2 separate regions of the Homo sapiens genome follow, and region 2 is linked to region 1. A link is a loop called in an ENCODE intact Hi-C map of the cell type or tissue named here. Cell type or tissue: dorsolateral prefrontal cortex. All regions are shown on one strand. Links, peaks and the distances in the headings refer to the core of each region. The heading gives the core; the rest is flanking DNA.

Evidence for each region. Hi-C counts contacts between places; a loop is a spot of excess contacts. Peaks named below come from ENCODE experiments on the same cell type or tissue, not always from the same donor. Only the 100,000 strongest peaks of a DNase experiment are listed, where the experiment ranks them.
Region 2: a loop joins it to region 1, with 1.8 times the contacts of the local background. A loop is called at or near these places in 2 of 110 quality-filtered maps.

What each region holds. Positions count from the first base shown.
Region 1 is chr2:192,029,639-192,040,665 of GRCh38, forward strand. All of the region lies in intron 5 of TMEFF2 (transmembrane protein with EGF like and two follistatin like domains 2), which reads right to left. It overlaps CAVIN2-AS1 (CAVIN2 and TMEFF2 antisense RNA 1), which reads left to right. Exons shown (of 4, transcript NR_187184.1): 2 at 5,056-5,247. Among named protein-coding and RNA genes, the nearest start is that of TMEFF2, 160 kb to the right of the region's middle. In dorsolateral prefrontal cortex, for the core only: no CTCF peak of the experiment used is centred there; no DNase peak of the experiment used is centred there; H3K27ac peaks cover 897 bases.
Region 2 is chr2:192,117,250-192,128,276 of GRCh38, forward strand. The region is part of intron 4 of TMEFF2 (transmembrane protein with EGF like and two follistatin like domains 2); the gene reads right to left. Among named protein-coding and RNA genes, the nearest start is that of TMEFF2, 72 kb to the right of the region's middle. In dorsolateral prefrontal cortex, for the core only: no CTCF peak of the experiment used is centred there; a DNase peak (open chromatin) is centred at 6,792; H3K4me3 peaks cover 98 bases; H3K27ac peaks cover 5,552 bases.

The sequences.
Region 1 (11,027 bases), core at 1,256-9,255:
ATCATAATCTTAAAAATTATTGGAAGACCCCAAAGAGCTTTTATTTATGCATTCTATACATATTGATATTTATCATATTAGAAAATGCAATTGAGGCATTTAAAATTTGTATTTATCGATGGATTTAGAAACAATAACATACCCATTGCATGTTGAGATAGATAACATTTTTAAAAAAATGAATATGCTTTCTAAAAATAAATTCAGTGAGAAGAATGGCACTGTGTACATTTTTGAAAACCCCTTTAATCCTTGGCTTAATACAACAAAGCTGGATTCTATACCTGCTTCTTCATTGAATCTGTTGAAGAGCACATATCAAGTAGCCTCTGGAAAACTCCACTGTGCATTTGTGTAAGAATGAGAATAAAAAAGGCAAATAATATCTTAGTCGCTGGACCACACATTGAGACAAACCGATCTAGGGCATGGAGATGAGAGAGTCCAGAGCACATACTGACTAAACCATGTTGAAGAAGGAAAAATAAGGTTATTCTCAGAAGGCTTGCATATCATAGTCAATAGTTTATTCAGTAGAGGATTTGGCAGACATTATTTGCTGCCCATCCAAAAGCCATTTCTGCTCCCTTTCTTCCTTGCTAAAGAATCCTTGAATCTGTTCAGATATTAGAAGGTCATGAGTTGAGGGAAAGCATGTTGATTGGTGTTCCCTTTCCCATGATTGCTATAAGCACACATATGTGACACAACCATGGTGATGAAAAGAAATCAGCTGTGGTTGGTGGTGATAGCAAAGTGTAAGCTTTCATTGATACAGAGGCTTACTCATTTCTGCCTTTGGTTATTGTGCTGCTTCTGCTTGCTGTAGCCTTCCTGTTTCAATGATGAGAAGGCCAAAGGAATCTGTGAGCTGACCCAGAGCCCGCATGTTGTTGACAAGCCACAGAGTTGCCCAACCTCTTTTATTGTTATTTTGATTCAGGGAATTCCTGAAGATTCTGAAATTGTGAACTGACAAGCCCATGGATGTCTACAAAGAGTGAACTGATCACTGTGGGCTGGCCTTTGAGGCATCAGTGAGGTGATTATTAAGATAGTCAAGTTAAAGGTACTATGGGTCTGAACTACACTGGTGTCAACAGAAACAAAAAGAATACAGTAAATGTGAAAGAACTGTGGAGATAAATTTTTAGGACTTAGCAGCTGAGTAGATGGACATTGGCATGCACGGACAGGGGAACAGAAGGCAAGCATCAGCAATGGCATGGTTAATTCTTCGCCTGCATGATTAGAAGAATAGAACAGAAATACTGCAGGTTGGGCGGGGCGGGGAGTTGATGGGTTAAATTGGGACATACAGAGTCAAGAAACAGATACCTAAAATAGAGTGCATGTGGTTGGTGCTTACATAAATGTTTGCTGTGATCTGGGACAGAAATGATCTGATAGTCATAGGGTTTGTTTCCTCATCTCCTTCACATTTTTACTAAAATATTGCTGCCTTAGGAAAGCCTTCCTTGGTCATCCTATCTGAAATTGCAATATTCATGACCTACTTCCTTAACACTCTTGTCCAATATATCCTAATAAGTCCTGTGTCACTTCTACACTATTTTTTTACCTGAGCATTTATTTATATTAAACTACATATATGCTTACTTATTTATCATGTTTTCCTAATAGAAGGTAAGCTCAATAATGGAACTTTTTATCTGTTTTGCTCACTTTGTAGCTCCAGTGCCTGGGACAATGCCTGACACTTAGCAGACAGTCAGTGAATGTGTTATATAAATGAATGAATACTTGGAGCGTGAGAATCAGAGCGGCAAAAATATTTGTCCATAATATGCCTAAAGATAAAAACGGAAGCCTCAGAACTAGATAAGTGCATTGTAATTGAATGCTGAATTCACAGAGATAACATCTGAGATTTATTAAGCATCAAGTCATGTCTTAAAAATTTTATATACATTTTAGGATTTAACTCTTATAAAAATCCTGTGGGTAAGTACTGTTGTCTCTCCCACTTTACAGGTAGAGAGGCTGAGGTTCAGAGAGATTAGGTAACTCAACTAAGGTCAAAAAGTTGGTCAGGGAGCTGGGCCTTTATATAAAACACCAAAATGAGCCCTTGTGTAGAACCCTTGAGAGAGATTTTAATCTAATGGCTGCAATTTTAAATTGTGTTCAGTTGTGGTATGTAGTTTTTCAAGGAAGATGACCCACAGCCTTTCTTGCTTTCTGGCTTTGGAAAAGGTAGAGATGACCACTTAAACATTCAAGGAAAATAATCCCTGACTTTGAAATCAGAAGATCATTCAGATAATATACTTACTTATAATCATCCTCTCTAATGTCTGACTAAAGCAAGAGTAAAAGATTGACTGAACAGCAACAAATACTTTAACAGTTAAAAATAAAATTGATTGGTCTGTTGGAAACACAAAGCACTTTTAGCCCCATTGGTTTTCTACCTGAAACCAGAGTGAAGTGACCTGAAGGATCTCATAAGATATATAAGACCAGCAACTATAGGAAAGATGATACTTTTCTTGAAGTCATATATTGTCTAAGTTGAAGTTACATGACTTAGAAGGTCAGATGTGCCATCTTTTCCCTTAATGCCCCAGAGATTCTCTTCACCAAGAAAATGACTACATACTTATTTCATTTAAAACAGACTCAGCCTAGTGATGGTTTTCCTTCTTCTATAAAAAAGCAGGCTATTCATGAAGATAAGGACCCTTTTGGCTTTGCAACACGTTTTCAACATTTTACTCATGGACATGAGATGGTAAAACAAGATGAAAATGATTCTTTTATTGGGCATTCAATTAAAAAATGTCATGACTTTGCCATTAGTTTGTATAAATCCTAGAAATGAGTTTCAACGAGAGTGTGTTATTATGTTGGGAAAGAGACGGAAGTGTATAACCTTGGGCAGATCGTTTAACTTCTCTCTGCTTTACAGTTACAAGCGGTAATACAAAGAGACAGGATTATATGATCTCCAAGGTCCCATCCAGCCCATTTAACACGGTATGATTATTTGAGAGGCAATTTAATGAGGTAGTGAGAAGCCTGGGCTCTGGAGCCAGAATGCCTATGTTCAGATCTTGGCCCCCTTCACTTATCAGCCATAGGACATAGTGTAAGGAATGTACCTCCTAACAGTTTCTCCCCGTTTCCTCATCAGCAAAATCAGGATAGGAACACTCACAGGGTCCTTTTGAGTAGCAAACAAAGTCGTCTTTGTGAACAATTGCTGTTAATTTTATATTATAAATAAACCTGTTGTTTTTTTCTCTAACAACAACAAAGTAACTTTCCTAAGATTCAGGATGGTATGGTTTTTCTTGGTTTAAGCTCTTTATTTAATACCTACACTAGTATTCAAAGTATAAAAATAGATTAAAGCACTAATTTTGTTTTTACAAACCCAAACAATTGGTTTGATTGTGTTAATACCCACTCACCTCAAGCCCCCAGTAGAATAAGTGCTAACATGCATGGCCTATTTAAGTGTCTGCTTTGGAGTCAGATAAAGAATTTCTGTGATGAACTAAGACACTATCATACAGGTAATCAATAATGACAGAACAAATACGTTCCTCCAAATCAGTATAAATAATAAATGTTTAAGACATAGGCAAAGATACTTTTGAGATAAACTTCTTTAGATAAGCAATTCAAAGAAAACTGAGATTGATGATAGTTATTACGTATATTCCTAATAACTTCATATAATAGATGTTCAAATTCTCTTTATATGAATGAGAACCTGGTGACTCAGGAAGGTTAAGAAATTTGCATAAGGCCACACAGCAGTAAGTGGACACACCAAAATTTAAGCCAAGCAAACTGATTTTAGCAGCTCAGCTCTTAATTAGACTGCTTTTAGCACAAAAAAACCAGTTTGGATTTTTTTTTTTTTTTTTTTTACACAAAACCTGTGCTCTCTCAAAATACCAAGCTGCCTCATTAGATAAGTCTCTCCATACATCCATCTGTTTGGCCCTCCATCCATCAATCCATCCAAACATATTTTTCCCTATTAAATATGACCAGGAGGACTGGAGCTCTTGGTTCATGGTCAATGAATAAAGATAGGCAGATTTTTACATTTAAATTTTGATATAGTGTGATTATCCCACACCTATGATTTGGCTACAACTCAGTCACAAATTGACCATCTATCCTGGTAACAAGGCCTTTTGTTAGTGAGAATTCTCTAGTTAGTTTTTACTAACTAAAGAGGTTTGCACCTCTTTCTCCTTTAAAAAATCCTTTTTTTGGCCAGGCATGGTGGCTCACGCCCGTAATCCCAGCACTCTGGGAGGCCTAGGTGGGCAGATCACGAGGTCAGGAGATTGAGACCATCCTGGCTAACATGGTGAAACCCCATCTCTACTAAAAATACAAAAAATTAGCCGGGCGTGGTGGCAAGCGCCTGTAGTCCCAGCTACTCAGGAGGCTGAGGAAGGAGAATGGCGTGAACCCGGGAGGCGGAGCTTGCAGTGAGCCGAGATCGTGCCACTGCACTCCAGCCTGGGTGACAGAGCAGGACTCCATTTCAAAAAAAAAAAAAAAAAAATCCTTTTTTTATAAATATGATTTTGAGTATCAAGAAAAAATAAAATTTAATGAGTATGTTTTTCATTTACAGTTCACAAATCTTAGAATTCCAGTTAAAATAACAATCTCAATATAGTGTTAAGTACAAATCCTAAAATTTAAAGTTAGGTTATGAGAAGTAGTCAAAGATTGAGCTGAAAAATATATTCATTCCCTTCCCTTCCACTCTCCCATCACTCCTCCATGGGGAAAAAAAATCACGAATATGTTGCACGTTGTAGGAACAAAAATGGATTTACCTTTTTTGTCTTCTTTTCCTTTTACTAATCTCTACATTGGTAGGTCCTATATGGAAAATCAATTTCTGCTTTATTCTTGTAAGCTTGGTTTTATCTTTCTAAATATATTCTTCTTGTCAGAACCCAATCAAGCATTTTACTCTCTCCTGTTTATAAATTGTTGTCCTACTTTATAATTTTGGTTATGATTGTCTCTGGTTCATTTTATCCTTTGTCATAGGCATTGTGGCTCTGGAGACCTGGAAGCACTGCTAACTGTTCTCTCGATTTTCTGACGCTCGGCCACATCAACCTGTCATACTAGTTGTGAGGAGAAGTCAAGGACAGTGACACAGCCAGCCAGTCTGAGGCATTTTCCATCATCCTGAAGGAGTTGCCCTATCCTGCTTTTCACTGGAGGGGGCATGGATGGGTAGGTAAACACACCTGCCGTGAAGTTTCCAGTTCTATCCTCCTGCAAGGCCTTCGGGGATAAGTGTGTTAGAAGATTGGTCAGTATCATTTGCCAACTTGATGTCTCTTCCTTTTTTAATGATCCTTAGTTTCCCCACTGTTTCCTGTCACAGGATTCAATTTCACTCCACATTCATCCTTTCTTACTGGGCACTGATGTTGAGAGCATCAGGCAGGGTATAATGTTATGTTGCAGTAACAAACACCCTCAATATCTCAGTGGCTTAAAATGACAACGATCTTTTTTTTGTTTGTTTGTTTATGCTCTATATCACCCAGGGATCCTGGATGACAAAGCAGTCACCTACTTGAACACTGCTAATTATGAAGTCAGAAAGAGGAAAGTTTGCAGAGTTTTGTATTGGCAATCAAACATTCAGCCACAGGTCACAGTCTAGAACCAGACACATCAGTGTCCTCAACTGCAAAGTAGCCAGGAAGCAGCATCCCATAACACAGTCCTATGTCCACTGTTTTGGAGGTAGGAAATTGGAAATATTCAGTGAGTAGCACTGTGAGTAGGGCAGTAATTTCATTTTTTAATTAAACAAATGGAAGATGGCAGCTCCTCAGTTTTTTCTTCTATGGTTTATTTCTGATGTCTTATCTTAATTAATATATCCTGATATCTATTTCCCATTACTTAGTCTGTCCTTTTTCCCAATATCCAGTTATTTTCAGTAAATATTTTCTGTCATTACACCCAGCAGTCTAACTTTTTGCGACTTCAGTGTCTATTCTCATTCCTCAGTCCCAAATCCATTTTCTTTATTAGATTTATCTGAACTCCTGCAGCTCTTTCTGTCTGCATCACACAACTTAACCTTTAATTACTTGCCTACTGGGCATTCTACTTGGTTCTGCCTTTTATCAGCTGAATCAGAACATAACTTTCTCTCACCACCTCCCTCCCCTACTCCAAATTGACTTTACCTCCTGATCCCCTATTTCCAAAGTGGTTCCATTATTCTTCTCAGTGCTCAGCCTTAACATCTTCGTTTCTGTTTGACTTCTAATCTCTGGCATCTCATAATTGTGCAGTTACCAAACTCTCCCCCATGAACTCGATGTGCTCATGTGGATCAAATGACACAGTAAAAGTGAAAGCACGTTGTAGACTCCAAATACAAGAGGATACTGCTCTCTATTCCTTCAACTATTTTTCATTCCTTATTTATTTATTCATCATTCATTTATTCATGTAGTTACTCAAGACCTAAGTGTTTTCTTGGAACTGTGTTTGTTACTGAGGAAGCCACAAATTAAATATAAGTCTGCTCTTCAAGAGGTTACATTCCAGTTAAGGAGATTGCATATCCATATTTCCAGAAGTACCAATGTGATTGAAGCAAGGGAAATTGCTATGGGATATCTGACCAACTGGATATTCTGCTGGAAGAGCAGAATGCACTTCAAAGACTAGCCAATAAAACTCTCATGTAAGATATGTTTTTCTTTTTGTTTCTATTTAACTAATGAATAGAACCTCAGTGATTTAAGGAAAGGCAGGCCCATGATATGGAAAGAGAAGGGGATGATGATGATATTCTGGAATGGTCGTGCAAGGCTTCAGGAGGAAGTGAGAGTGATGATTGAATCATATAACTCCTGAATAAATATCTGGAATAAACATCTCCAGAATAAAACATCTGGAGGATTCTCAGTATACTTAGAATAAAATTGAGCCTCCTCATGAAGGCCTACTAGCACCTTCATGATCAAACCCCTTTTCAACTTTGACCTTCTTTCTTATTTTAGGGGCTCCTGACACACTGACCTCTGTCAGTTCCTTCAGCACACCAGGCTAATCCCCAGTCTTGCGCCTTTGGACCAGAGGTTTTCTTTGCTCAGAATACTGTTTCAACAGATCTTTGCATAGCTGGCTCTCGCTATTTGACTAAAATGTCAATCCTCAGAGAGGTACTCCTTAAATATCCAATCTTAAGTAGCATCCCTTTCTCCCAGGATCCTGTTTTTCAGAACTCTGTTTTCTTTTTAAAACACTTGTTATCTGAAAGGATGTCGTCTGCTTGCTTGTTTGTTCATTTCTTTATTGTCTATTCCATCTCACCCCTTCTCAGGATGTAAGCTGTTTAAAGGCAAGGACCTTATCTGTGTTACATGCTGTATTCCCAGGGCTCAGACAGAGCATGACCTATCGTATGTACTAAATAAATATCTCCTCATACTGTAAAGCTTTCCTGACTCTAATCTCTCTTTTGGGGACCATTACCAAGCCTCATTACTGGCTTCTTTCTCTTTAATGCCACTTTTACTATATAGCAAATGTTCTGGCCAGTGGGATGTTGCTAGAAGTGCAGAATGCACTTCTAAGACTAGCCAAAATAAAGAAAGAAAGAAAGAAAGAAAGAAAGAAAGAAAGAAAGAAAGAAAGAAAGAAAGAAAGAAAAACAGAAAACAGAAAAAAAAACCTCTCACTTAAGTTTTTTTTCTTTCTATTAAATTAATGAATAGAACCTCAGTGAGGTTCTATTTCCTTAGAAATAGAAGGAATTTCTAAGGCAGGTCCTTCTGCCTTAGAAGGAAAGGCAGGTCCACGATATGGAAAGACCCTTGGCCCCTGCAGGACCTTGTATTAGGCTGCCTGATTGGCACCATCTTCTCTGACCTATGATGAGAGTAACAAGTGTGTGTGTGTGTGTGTGTGTTTGTGCGTGTGTGAGAGAGAAAGAGAGAGAGGAGAGAAAGAGAGAGAAAGAGAGAGAGAGAGAGAGAGAGAGAGAGACCTCTGAGAATTTGGCACTTATCTGTTATAGCATTTGATATTGCTTACCCTATCATACATGGCAACAAAATCTTCCATCATTTGGCTACATGCACTTTTCTAACTCTTCAAGTACTATACACATTCTCAACCATAAACTGTTCTTTCTTTTGAAAGGACAGTTTTTCTGTCTTAATTCTACCTTGACTTCTATCCTATAGCATTCTGCAGTGAAAAGGACATGGACCTTGGAATTAAATTTGAGATTGAACTCAAGATCCACCTCAACCTACCAACATATATTCGGCATGTTACCCACCTCTCTGAACCTTGCTTTCCTTCTTTGTACAGATGGAGGAAAGTCACGACTAACCATTCTGTTGTGAAAGATTAAATAAGATGGTGCACATGACTTCATATATGTTCATTAATACATTTCTTTCTGTTTCTTCAAGAAACTTCTTTCCCTTCTTTACACATGTAAAAGTCCTTTGAGTCTTACAAGTTCTTCACTATGCCCCAGGTTTTCTAGAGCACATTTGGAAAGAATGTTGACAGAACAGGTAAGAGTACGACCTCTGGGTTCAAATTTTGGCTTTGACCTTTAAGAGCTAAGTAAACTTAGACAAGTTATTTAACACCTTTGTACCTCAAGTTCATCATCTTTAAAACTGGAATACTAATAGTACATAACTTGTACTGCTCTTTTGAAGGTTCAATGAGTTAAGGAATGCAAAGTCCTTAGAAGAGTGTAGTGCACAAAGTAAGCACTACAACAATAATACTTAGTTGTTATTTTAAATTTTTTTTTTAAACCTTTCAAACCTAACCATCCCAACTCCTACTGACACTGCTCTTTTCTTTCTTTTTTTATTTATTTTTTTGAGGTGGGGTCTCACTCTGTTCTTAGCTCACTGCAGCCTCTGCCTTCCCCAGCTCAAGTGATCCTCCCACCTCAGCTTCCAGAGTAGCTGGGACTACAGATGTCCACCACCATGCCTGGCTAGGTGTTTTTGTAGATACAGGGTTTCACCATGTAGCCCAGGCTGGTCTAGAACTCCTGGACTGAGCAATCTACCTGCCTCGGCCTCCCAAGATACTGGGATTACAGACTCGTGAGACACCCTGCCCAGCCTCCTCTTTCTATACTTAAGATACTTGTTGTACCCATTGTATTGTTTTCCTTTTAAAAAGAAAGCCTTCCTGACAAGTAACTTTGCAAGCTACAGTTTTTAATATCCACACTGTTCTATATCAACCCTTCTAGCCAATGTTATAGGCAGCAAAAATAGAATTTAACTAAATTACATTTAAAAAAATGCAAGCCTATGGCCCTCATGCACTCTACTTTATTGCCATGTGGTTTTTGGTCCTTAATGCAAAGATATTTCCCGCCCCCCCCATCTAACTTAACATTATAGTAGAAGACTTTAATTTGAAATGGTGTCTTGGTTTAGGGCAAACAAAAATTGAGGAAAAGACAGGCAATAGACGAATAACTGGGTTAAAGTTTTCAGCAGCCTGATTATACTAATGAAGGACTACAAGTCCTATTGTGAGGATTTATAGGAAAAAAAGGCAAATATAACTAGAAAATTATTGGTTATTTATCAATTCTATGAATAAAAAAAGAAAGAACAGAATTGGTAGTAGGAAGTCTTATAAGTAAATTTATCTCAAAGTCAGATTGGATGTTCTAAACCCATAATTATAATTGCTAGGCCCAAAATTGGATATGTTGCTATTGCTTTGTACATTTTTCTCTTTGCTTCTCATTTGTGTTTTTAATCAATTAATTACAATTAAAGCAAGGATATTTATCATAAAACTTTGATCAGACCAATGTTTTCCAATCTGTGCAACTTATATAACAGCAATTTCTTTTATTCTTAGTAGTAAAATAAAATATTTACAGAAAAATAAACTATGTTGGGAAATGGTACTTCATTGCCACAAACCAAGTCATCTAATTTCCCAACTGTTCATAAAGTAGTTTTGAATAAATCGGAGAATGGTTCAGGAAACACTATCCTAGGACCATCTCAGGACACCAGGCATTCATTCTTATTCTGCCATATGAACAAGTGATTTATTGCTCAATAACTACTTAGTTTTGCTGTCTGTGAATGTGAATTATAATTTTAAAGATTCACATTAGATATTTTAGAGATGCTTCCTAATCTCTGGCTGAGATTATTGATAATTGAAAGGAGACTAAGGAATACAGTGGCCATGTATTCCTCATGTTTTACTCCTGTACTGGCTCATATAACTATAACAATGATATGCCTGGATACCAGTATTCAAGTTTTAACAAAGAATCACCTACAATTTTACAAGTTTATCAGTAATAAATTATATTAAGTTCCAATATAAATAATTTTATGTAATTTATAAGCTAGTAATCAAAGATAGTGTCATTTATTTTATTCAAAATCATATTAAATGTACACAGTATACATTTTTGTAGAATTCAGAACTGGTAAAAGTATTTCTTGATGAACTAGTTGTCTTTTCTAACTACACCATAAGAGTTATTTCTTTTCTTTCTCACCTTGAATTCAGAGCACTCAGAGATAAGCCTTTTGATTAATAGTAGCAGCTTCTCTTAGCCTTGGTTTTCCTTTAAATCTATTATTTCTATCCTGCCTTTTACATTCTTCCTTCTCCTCAACATTGTCTTTTTATTCAACTCGAATTTTCTCTCTTATTTAAGTATCTTCATTATATGTTTACCTTTTGTCATAGCTGCTTCAAATCCTTTGAAGAGCTTCCTATTTTCTGTGCTTTCTAAAGAGGTGACTAGCTAATATGAAAAACTTGTTTCTGTTAATGTATAAGGATTAAAATATAAAGTGGGAAGTCTTGCCTTCTGGACATGATAGATTATCTTCTCAAATTTAAAAGTCACTCTGGAAATTTTAGGCCAAAAAGAAAGAGAAAAAAATGCCACTAGGACCACTGGGGACGCTTTGGGGGTAGTTCTTTAGAGCTCACAGTAGTTCTTCTGCTAT
Region 2 (11,027 bases), core at 2,100-10,099, 88 kb after region 1:
GATACTAGAATTTATTTCTGAGACCTATAATCAACTCAATGATAAGTAGACTTAAAATTATTTAATATCATACTGGTATATACTGTTATGTGCTCACATAAATTTGGCATAAAAATTTAAAATACTGGTAGTAGGTTAACTACTAGGTAGAAGTAAAAGATTCCTCAAGTGAGTAAGATGGTAATTTATTTAATGGGATCCAAATAGAACACTGGGGAAAGGAAAAACAATGAGTGAGAAGTACTTAAGTTAAAAAGAAAATTTTTTGTTTCTGAGGAAGGAGAATAGGGTCTGGAGGCAGAGAACCTAAGGCTGATTAAGGCTAGCTTCCTAGAACTCCAAACTCCAAAATGAAAACTCCAACTTTCCATGCCCAAGTAACAAAAGGACCATATGTGACTCTTTTTCCACCTCCCCACCCCCCACTTTTCTGCATGGCAGATGAAAGGACCTCTGATTGGTTTCTATCTCACAACCAATCAGACTGGTCCCAGGCCAAGTCTTCATTTGCATAGAAGTATAACTTTGTAACATCACTTCAGCCTCTGATTGCTGATCACTATTTCATTTACATAGGGTGTACACTAAGTAACCAATGGGAAACCTCTAGAGGGTGTTTAAACCCCAGAAAATTCTATAACCAGTGCTCTTGAACCACTTGCTCAAGCCCGCTCCCACTCTGTGGAGTGTACTTTTGTTTCAATAAATCGGTGCTTTTCTTTCATTGCTTTGTTTGTGGGCTTTACCTAATTCTTTGTTCCAAATGCCAAGAATCTGGATACCCTCCACTGGTAACAGTTCCATTAATTAAAAAAAAAAATAGATTTGGAATAAAATTAATCTACTTGAGAGACATTTGTTTTTATTTCCTTATGATTTACTCCATAAAGGTAATGACTTTCAGTCTCAATTTTGTAAGCTTCTCAGTGATGTTCTAATCAAAATGGAAGTTTTTTTAGCAAGAATTTTAGACTAGAGATTTTTTGGTAACAGATGGATATGCCAACAGATGTGTTTGATCCTCTTCAATTGACTACCTACAGCAACTGCCAGTTTTTGAGAGTTCTGTAAGGATTGTGTTTCTAACAGGCAACCACTTTGCAGTAAAAATTTTGGGAATGATGTAACTACTCCTCCATAATAGCTCTAAAAGAATCAAAGTTTCGACAGAGAAAATTGCTTTGTCTTTAAAAAGTATATATAAGTCACAGTGTGACAAAATGAATTTCCCCTTTCTCCAGCTCTGAAGTGCCCTCCTTGTGTGTTCAGAAATGCCTCTATGGGTGATGTGAAGTGTACAGTAAACAGTGAAGAGATACTTGCCGGTTTAATTACAGAAGTTGTCTCAGGAACTGAGAGTGTATTCAGCACACCTAAATATGAAGGCAGTTTTCAGCTTTTAAAAAATTATAACAATTTGCTACCTGACAAGACAAATTCCTTGAAGACCAAATTTCTTTGTACAGCAGATGTAAAATGTCCATAAAGTAAGTAAATCTGAGCTAGACCTGAGCTGTCCAGATATGAAAATACTTTATATGTAGATTTCCACCTGAGGTCCCATATAATTTTCATAGCCCTTTATTCTGATGCCAATTTCAGAAAGTAATTCACATACATATTTTAAATATATACCAATATTATTGTTATATATTTTACCAAATTATTTAGAAAATAGGTAAGCATACTACTTGACAATACAAGTTCTGAATTGGTGAAAATGTCTCTACTTTATTCTCAGAGCTTATAAATATACCTTTAATAAATACATATTTATTGTTTTGAATGTTTAATCTCTGCTTTTGTTTCTAGAAGTCAGAAAACTTTTTCTGTAAGAAGCCAATGAATAAATATTTTAGGCTTTGTGGGCCAAGGGGCAAAATCAAGTATGTTGTCCAACTACTTATGTGACAAGATACCAAACTAATTTTCACAAATTTGTTATTGATAAAATCCAAAATATAATAGTAAAAATGGAGTGAATATTGTGTAATACAAATCTACTAGTGAGAAAATGAAATTCTTTGGGGAGTATATAACATTTTGCATAATTGAGGTTCAAAGTTAGTATTCTTTATCATTGAAATTAATTGCAAATGTTCTTCTGTAATAAGATTTTGTTTCTTACATCTTTGAATATGTTTTTCCAACCAGATAGGTAGTGCTAAAGACTTACATAAATTCATGAGCATATGATTTTAGTTGAGTATATTTGTCACTTGGAAGGAATTCATAGAATTCCACTAGATTCATCTCTCAATATATGCCTTTTAGCATGTCTTTAAATTGTAGACCAATGACTTCCAATTGAAAGTTAAGTGGAAGCCCACAATCACACAGTTATATGCATTTTAAAATAGAAAAATTTCCTTTGCATTTACTTTGGGGTTTCACCTCAGACAATACATCCCTCATAAATCTGTGTGAGAATGGAGGTTTCATTTCCTGCTTTAACTTTGACAGTACAGGGAGGGAGTTTGTTTCTAATGCAGCTTGATATTACTTGTGATTCAAACAATGTCATCTGTCCTCTAAATGAATTGACAGCAGTGTAGTTTTCACATGTAGGTGTTGTATGCCTTCAATCGTAGGTGGAATTTATTAAGAAACATTATCAACTTTGCTGCAACAGCTAATTTTTAAAGCCAACCTGGGTTAAATTACAGTGGCTGAGCCCTGAACTTGGTCCTGAGTAATTTCTGGACCCTGTTCTAGAGAATAACACAGGAAATTGCTTAAACTGCTCTCTAGTAAATATTATGATAGGAAAAACTGAAATAGACATCTCTTTATCAATTAAGATGGTCCCTAAGTTAAGGAAACAAAAGTTTCCTATGGGTCAAGGCTCAGGGCTTGGCTGGTAGGGCAAATTTCCAAATTTCTACCACCATAAGACAAACCACAGCCCTGCTAAATACCCTAACAGTAGGAGCTATTAGGCTGATTTACTACCCAGACCACTACAACCCTGACTGAACAGAGGACTGGCCTTACATTTTTTTTCTGAAAAGCTATGGCAGACCTTAAGCCAGTTTCAGCCAGTTTGTAGAGGCTGCACACAAACTGTCTTTGGGTCTTATAGTTCACCTTTTCATGGAAAGAGCGAAATTCCACCTCTTTTAATGCTCAAACCCCACCCCACAGTGAACATGGGATGTACATTACATGCATGTTTACCTATTGTGCGTGTGCTCAACACTGCTCATAAATATATACAGCTTTTCCCCTAAACCTGTTGAATATGTATGATACTGGCCCTGTGAGGCATAAAATCCAACTTGTTCTTCCCCTCTCTGAAGAGAGAGCACCTTTGTGCCTTGTGGAGACTTTCTCTTCCCAGCTTGGAAATTGATAACGCCAATAAAACTCTCCTTTCTACCAATTTACCATCCTTGTGGTCTTTTGGGTGACAATGCTTGTTTCTATTTGCCTTGAGCAAAATGTAGAGATCTGTTATAGTATCCACTCTTTCATAAATTTATTGAATAAACATTTTTTTTTTTTTGAGATGGAGTCTCGCTCTGTCGCCCAGGCTGGAGTGCAATGGCACAATCTCAGCTCACCACAACCTCCGCCTCCCAGGTTCAAGCGATTCTCTTGCCTCAGCCTCCCGAATAGCTGGACTACAGGTGGGCGTCACCATGCCCAGCTAATTTTTGTATTTTTAGTAGAGACGGGGTTTCACTATGTTGGCCAGGCTGGTCTGGAACTTCTGACCTTGTGATCCGCCTGCCTCAGCCTCCCAAAGTGCTGGGATTACAGACGTGAGCCACCACACCCAGCCTGAACAAACATTTTTCTAGGGGCCTACTATGTACCTGAACTCTACTAAGTATCAGAGAAGAGGAAAAACAAAACAAAAGAAAACAAAAAAAACAAACATACACCGAGTCTAGTGGGGGAAGGAGACATGTTAGCAGGTAATTCTAACAACACAATCAGCGCTAAGAAGATAGAAGCAAAATGTGCTATAAAGCAGAGGACAGAACCAAATAATTGTAATTTGTCAGATGCCATAGTTTGAAAAGAAACTCCAGATGAGAGGATATCTGGTCTCGGTCATAACAACTATGTAGAAGTTTCTTAGGTCAGGAAAGGAAATTCTGGACAGAGGTCACTTTGTACATAAAGAGCTAGAGGCAGGAAAAGTCCATTGTGAGCCTAGAGAAGGGAGAGCCAGTGGAGACAAAGTAGAAGGAGGGGAAGGAGGAGGTGGAAGGACCAGGCTATAGGGGCAAGATAAGGCTAAACTGGAGTGGTCTTTGGAACTAGGGCTTCAGCTTTTAAATGAAAATATATCATCTGGGTGATCTTAAAATTTAAATTCTGATTCAGTTGGTCATGGCTGGGCCTGCCATTCTGCCTCTGAAAGGAGACTGCAGGTGATGGTAATACTGCTGGTTTTAGGATCACACCTGAATAGCAAGATTCCACACCACACTAAGGGTTTTAGCTCTCATCTGGTCATGGATTAGACAGTTGTCATTTTTCTAGCAGAACAGTAACACAATCAAATTTTGGAATTACAAAGATAAACTCATAGCTCAATGGAGTATAAACTGCCTGTAGGAAACAACAAGCATAGGAGAGAATTGCTGAGAGAAACTTCTCAGAAAAGAAGATTCAGCAAAAAAAATTCTTACAGCATTTATCTTCAGGAAAGAAATGCTGGATGGATAAGGAGTACAAAATTACAGTTAAATATTAGGATTACATTTTAGTGTTCTATAGCATAATAGAGTGACTTTAGTTAACAATAATTTATTGTACATTTTAAAATAGCTGGAAGAGAGAATTTTGAATATTCCCAACTCAAAGAAATAATAAATATTTCAGGTGATGAATATGCCAATTACTATAATTTGATCATTACACTTTATAAACATATCAAGGTGTCATATGTGCCCCATATATATACATAATTATTATTTGTCAAAAAAACTCAATGGAAAAAATATGGCCATACTTCATCCCAACCCCTCTATTCACCAGTGAAAAAGCAAAAACAGAATTTGATTTTCTTAATGCTAAAAAAAGGTACTTAGTAACAGGACTTACTCCAACAGGAAATATACAAGAGAAATATTTTGGCGTGTAATAGCTAACCTCCAGTCTGCTGAAACTGATGTCAGAGGAATTTAGACTCTGCCAATGTAGAAGCTTTATTTTAAGGTTTCAGAAAATATTCAGGTGATAAGTTATGCAGTTTTTCTTTTCTTAAGAATGGGATAGGCCTTTCTCCTTTAGGAATGGCTTAATTCTGCCAAAGAACAATATGATTTTTAAGGTATTTTAAATATGGTGTATGGTACTGCATTATACGGCTTCGGTACTGATCAACGGGGCAATGAAACAGACTGCATTTTACCAAGTCTGTTTATGAAATTAACCGTGCACATCTGCTTGGTCCAAAGACTAATTTAGTGTAGAATAATAAGTAATTAGAAGATTACCTTTATGAAATAAATATGCAGGATAACACTACATATAAATAAAATACCCTGTAATCAATGCCTTTAAAATACTATCAGGCACTAACAGATTGACACAGCTATAATCCTACATTATTCAATGTGATTCAATCATTTATAAATACAGAAAAACATAACAGAATAGCAAAATGTAAAGTGAGAATATAAAAATCAGATTTGAACCAGAAATGCAATTAGGAAGCATATATTAAGATGTATTTGTAATAATAACAAGGCACACAACTTTGGCTCTGAGCTCTATAGCAGCCATGCAATAAAGTTATTTATCTATTTTCATGTGAATATTAAAACAACTTATCCTGTATACCCAATGGGAGAAAAATGAATAAGCCACCACATTGCTGCACTCTAAAATCATATTAAGGAGAAAATTACTTTTCAACCTTTGGCAAGTTGTAGTTCATTCTTGATGTGTTAATGGCTGCTGTTTCATAGTTCAGCTGAAGTAAAAGGATCTACTCTTCAGTGTATTTACTGGGGTGATATTTATGATGTTTGGCAGCATCTGTTTTTCACATTTAGTTATCTTGTGCTGTACTTCTGATATGATGTGCTAATTTGATTTTCTCCTACTTGTTTTGATAAATAAGTTTATGTTTTTTTTCCTAGAGTCAAAAATTGAGGTAATCGATCTAGATTACAAAAACAATTAAAACTGAGTGAACCATGGGAAGTCAATAACACTTAAATCTTTGAAGTTAAAAATATGATTTGTAATGTGTACATAGAATTGGTTTTCATAGTGTAGTCTGCAGTGTCAGGCAAAGATTACATAGTAAATCCAGATGATCTATATTAGGAGGATATATAGGAGTTGCATTATATTTACTATTAGCAAAATAATAGTTTAAAATTGACTTTGCTGCCTTGGCACTGATATTCCACTACAACCCAACATCGGAATCCTTAATGTAAAGTTTCAACATCTGTATCAGTTGCTATTCTCAACTAAAACTTACTCTGTTAAAATCAATATTCTTGTTTATAAATTAGTCCTCTGAGTTATTACAAACCATGATGATGTTTTGAACAAGCTAATGGTCACAATATTGTTAATCGATTTTCCTACTTGGAAAAAAAATGTGCAGATAGCTGCCTCTTATTCACTATTGAGTTGGTTCATTTGTAGACTGATGCTGATTTCATTTTGATTGAGCAGGATTATGAGAAATAAGAAAATGTTTGAATTTTCAACTCACTCCTTTCTGTTGTGACATTTTGTTCTTTCATTCCATCATCTCCATTAGTTTGCCAACTGGCACTGACAGGAGTGCAAAACTACTGCAAATTGTTACTTCAGCAGTACTCTGCCTGCCAAGAACTGATCAGCTGCTTCTCTTAATGCACCTTTCACTCTTTCCTAACTGAAGCAGTCTGAGTCTGCAGTGCTGCTGGGTTACAAATCTCATCCAGAGCATTTGGATTTAATCAATCACCTGATTTCTACCACTTTAAGATAAACATGCATGAATGCAATCATTACAAAAATGAATGTCTAGTCTGAAAATTGGAGGGAATGTGGGTATAGGACCACAGGGGTAAACATTCATGCTCTATTCAATTTATGGTTTCATTTAGACTGATATATCCAACTCTTTCTCAGCCCCCTGTCTCAGCAGTTATAAACAGCATCACCTTTTCTTAACCCAAGAATGTAGTCAAGCTTTTCCCTACAGAAGACATTCTAATGGGGCTCTGAGGGTCACCTGACAAAGGCCTGGCAGAAGTGATGGATGCTCCATTCTTTCTTCTGTGGATCTGGATGCGTTGCTCCTTCTCTGGGTCAAATTAAGACTCCTGAGAGGAATATCTGGATCCCCTATACAGTTGTGAAACTGCCAGGATCTTCTGGATGGATAAGATCAGCAATTATTTCAAATTTATGTGGTCAACCTCAGAGAAACAGACTGTACACTTATAAAAAATTTTCAGATGACAGAAAACACAAATTAGCAGCTAAAAATGGGTTTCCTGGCTGACACCTGGCAAATGGAGTTTAAACATTTAAGGACAGAGGAGTAATTCATACTGATCATAAAACTAAGAGGAAACATTCTTCCAATATTTCAGAGTTTTGTCACAAGCCAAGGGTGCCTCATTTCCATAATTTGTCCTCATTGCTCCTCTACCATGTCCCTTGGAAAGAGTGGGTATTAGTCACTCCGCAAAACTGTTTTGCCTCTTGTCCCCTTTAATTACTTGTCTATTGTATACCCAGAATTAACTCTCCTCCATTGGCTAGCAGAGCCTTATGTTCTCTGTAAAACTCTTATGACCAAACTTCTCCTAAAAGAGGCATTAATTAATTGGGAAAGGATACCACAAAAGATCCATTACCATTCCTCATCCCAAACAACAACACTTGTATGAAATTATATAGAACAGAATTATATTTTTAAAAGTTTTCTCAGCTGGATGGGAAGACATTTGGAATCCAGTGTGTCCCAAAGGTTTGTGAAATTTCCCTTCTTATCTTACATCTAATCGAATATTTTAAACTAGAAGTGAGATCTTAAAATAAACGTTACAGGGAGAAGATAAACAAGTAAAACATACAATTATTTTTAAGCTATTATATAAAGTTCATCTCTGAGTTCAAATAACATTCAGCTCAACTCTAATAAAAATATACTATTTCATAATTTTAAAAAACATATAGAAATATAAATATCTTTGTATTATAAGCAATAATATTGGGTTTTTCCACTTAGACATCTTTTTAACAGATTGATTTTTAAGATCATCAAGAATATCCTTAAATTTAAAGTGAAGCTAACTACTAATTTCATTTAAATTCAAGCAAAAATAAAGTATTTAAGAGAAAGCAGGTTTAATAAAAGTTTGTTTCTATTCACAATAGTAAAGACATGGAATCAATCCAAATGCCCATCAATGATAGACTGGATAAAGAAAATGTGGTACATAAGCACCATGGAATACTATGCAGCTATAAAAAGGATGAGATCATGTCTTTTGCGGGGACATGGATGGAGCTGGAAGCTGTTATCCTCAGCAAACTAACATCGCAGGAACAGAAAACCAAACACTACATGTTCTCAATTATAAGTGGGAGCTGAATGATGAGAAGACGTGGACACATGTTGGGAAACAAGACACACTGGGGCCTGTCAGAGGAATGGCGGGAGGGCAAGCATCAGGAAGAATAGCTAATGATGCTGGGCTTAACACCTAGGTGATGGGTGGATCTGTGCAGCAAATGTCCACGGCACACGTTTACTTATATAACAAACCCGCACATCCTGCACATGTACCCCAGAACTTAAAATAAAAGTTAAAGAAACAAAAGTTTGTTTTTTGAAAATATACCAATAAGTGGATATACTCAAATGCAAGTGAAAAATTCAGTTGATGATTCAGATATTTGAAAAAGATAAAAAGCACATGTATCAACCCAGTGGTAAAAATAATACGCACCATGAATTACCGTTTTCTGAAATATTTTAAAATCTTTGCTCATTACATTTAGTTGCATATTACTTTCTACATAAAATAGATCCTTAATATGCTGTGCTAATTAATGAAGTGATGGGGAAAAGTACAGTCTGAATAACTTACCATTTCTTTTCTATGGAAATGCTTTTAATTGCTAATACATCTGCCAAGTCTATATGATGACAGGTTACATAACAGAAAATATTACAAATTATTTTGATATCTCAAATACATTAAAATATTTGTATAAAGATATTGTATGATATATGTCAGAAAAAAATATCAAGATGTGTAAGGGAACAATAAAACATGACAATTAAAACTGTCAGTCCCAAACTAAAGATACTGACTGTATTTTTTAGGTTTCATGTCACAACTTGACACATTCTAGACACTGCTATGGTAATTACATTTGGTATGAAGGAAGTAAGGCATACTTGCAACTAGAAAGAAGGAGAAATGACTAACACTTAGGATATTTGATGTTTTACATTCATGATCTTGTTCCCTCTGACAGTCATGTTAGGAAACTGAGGCTCAGAGAGACAGGGTAAATTCCTCAAGGTGGTAAAACCTAGGTTGGTTAAACTCCAAAACCTGTCCTTCTTCACTACGTGGAGTTGCCTTCTAACTACAAAAACAAAACAAAACAAACAAACAAACAAACAAAAGCTTGTTTTGGCTGCTGTAAAATAATGCCCTTCCTCCCACTTCAGGCAATTCAAGTATTTCAATATAGAAGTTAATTTTTGCTTTGGGTTTTAGAATTTTGTTGTTTTGCTATGTAACTTAGAACTGATATTTAATTATGTGCCAATATAAGAACAGTAAAGCACTCTTATTTAGACAGCTGTAACACTAAGTACATGAATGAGATTATTAGTGCCAAGCAACTCATCCCTCCACCAGGCTTTCTGACAGATGAGAGTCTGTGGCTCCTCCCCAAGTCATGAAAGAATCTAGTGCACTAATGACATCTGGATCACCTCTGACAATTTTTAAAAGATTCAATGATTCTCTGTCAGCAAGAAGGAAAAACTGACTTGACCTATTGTTCATCAAGGTATAATTTTGTAAATGCTCACAGAAAGCCAAATATTGACTAATAATAGAGCAAATTATACAGGGCTCATTAAATATCACAGGCCACGTAATTCATTGCTGTTTTCTGAGTGAACACTCAATGGTGTTAGAATATTTGCCCTTCTGTCTTTAAGTGTTACCCTTCCTGCCTTCTCTCCTACTTCTCTCTTCTCTAAATCCAAAATGTAAAAATTATTGCATTTGAAAAACATTCAACAAATCAACAATGTAGCTATTTTTTGTTCAAACTGGATGAGAAATCCTCTTTATTTTGGGGAAACCTCACTTGCTGGCATGGAACTATGATTTGGGGCTAACGTTGAAAAATTGTGCTTCAACACATGACAAGAACATGAGCTGACTATGTCTAAAGTCAAAAATTGAGCAACAGTACAATTATGTAACTGTTTGTTTTATGTTAACTGAAAGGCCCAATCTTTGTAGCTTAAATCTTAAATAAGTTAGTTCAATAAGTCGTGACAATTTTAAGTAATAATATTACTTTGTGTGTTATTCTTGCTATCAATGAGTCAAAGCTTAGCAGAAATCCTTAAAACTACGTAAGAAATGTTCTATCTACTCAACTTACACTATTACATTCTTCTAATCTTAATTTTAATTTTTATGTGCTACATAACTCCTCTTTGGAAACCCATTAATTTAAAGTTTTGAGATATGTAGTTCTGGGCTCTTTTGTAGCTTTTCTTAGCCCTAAGTCACACAATTCTACTGTGCAAGGTAGTGATAATTAATATTTCCAATCTTGATTTGCCATTGCAACTTTAGATTTTAGGGCACTGTAGTTTTTAGTATTTTACATAAGTTCAGCCTTTCACTCATTAAACTTAGGTCCAAATAAATTGCATCTGTCACAATTTTTTTAAAATTTGCCATTACAGATAAAGCCTACAATTTTCAAGAAGCTAAAAATGCTATTTTTGCTCAATGTCTATACATATATTTATTTTCAGTTTTTCCAAATCTACTTTTATACTATGT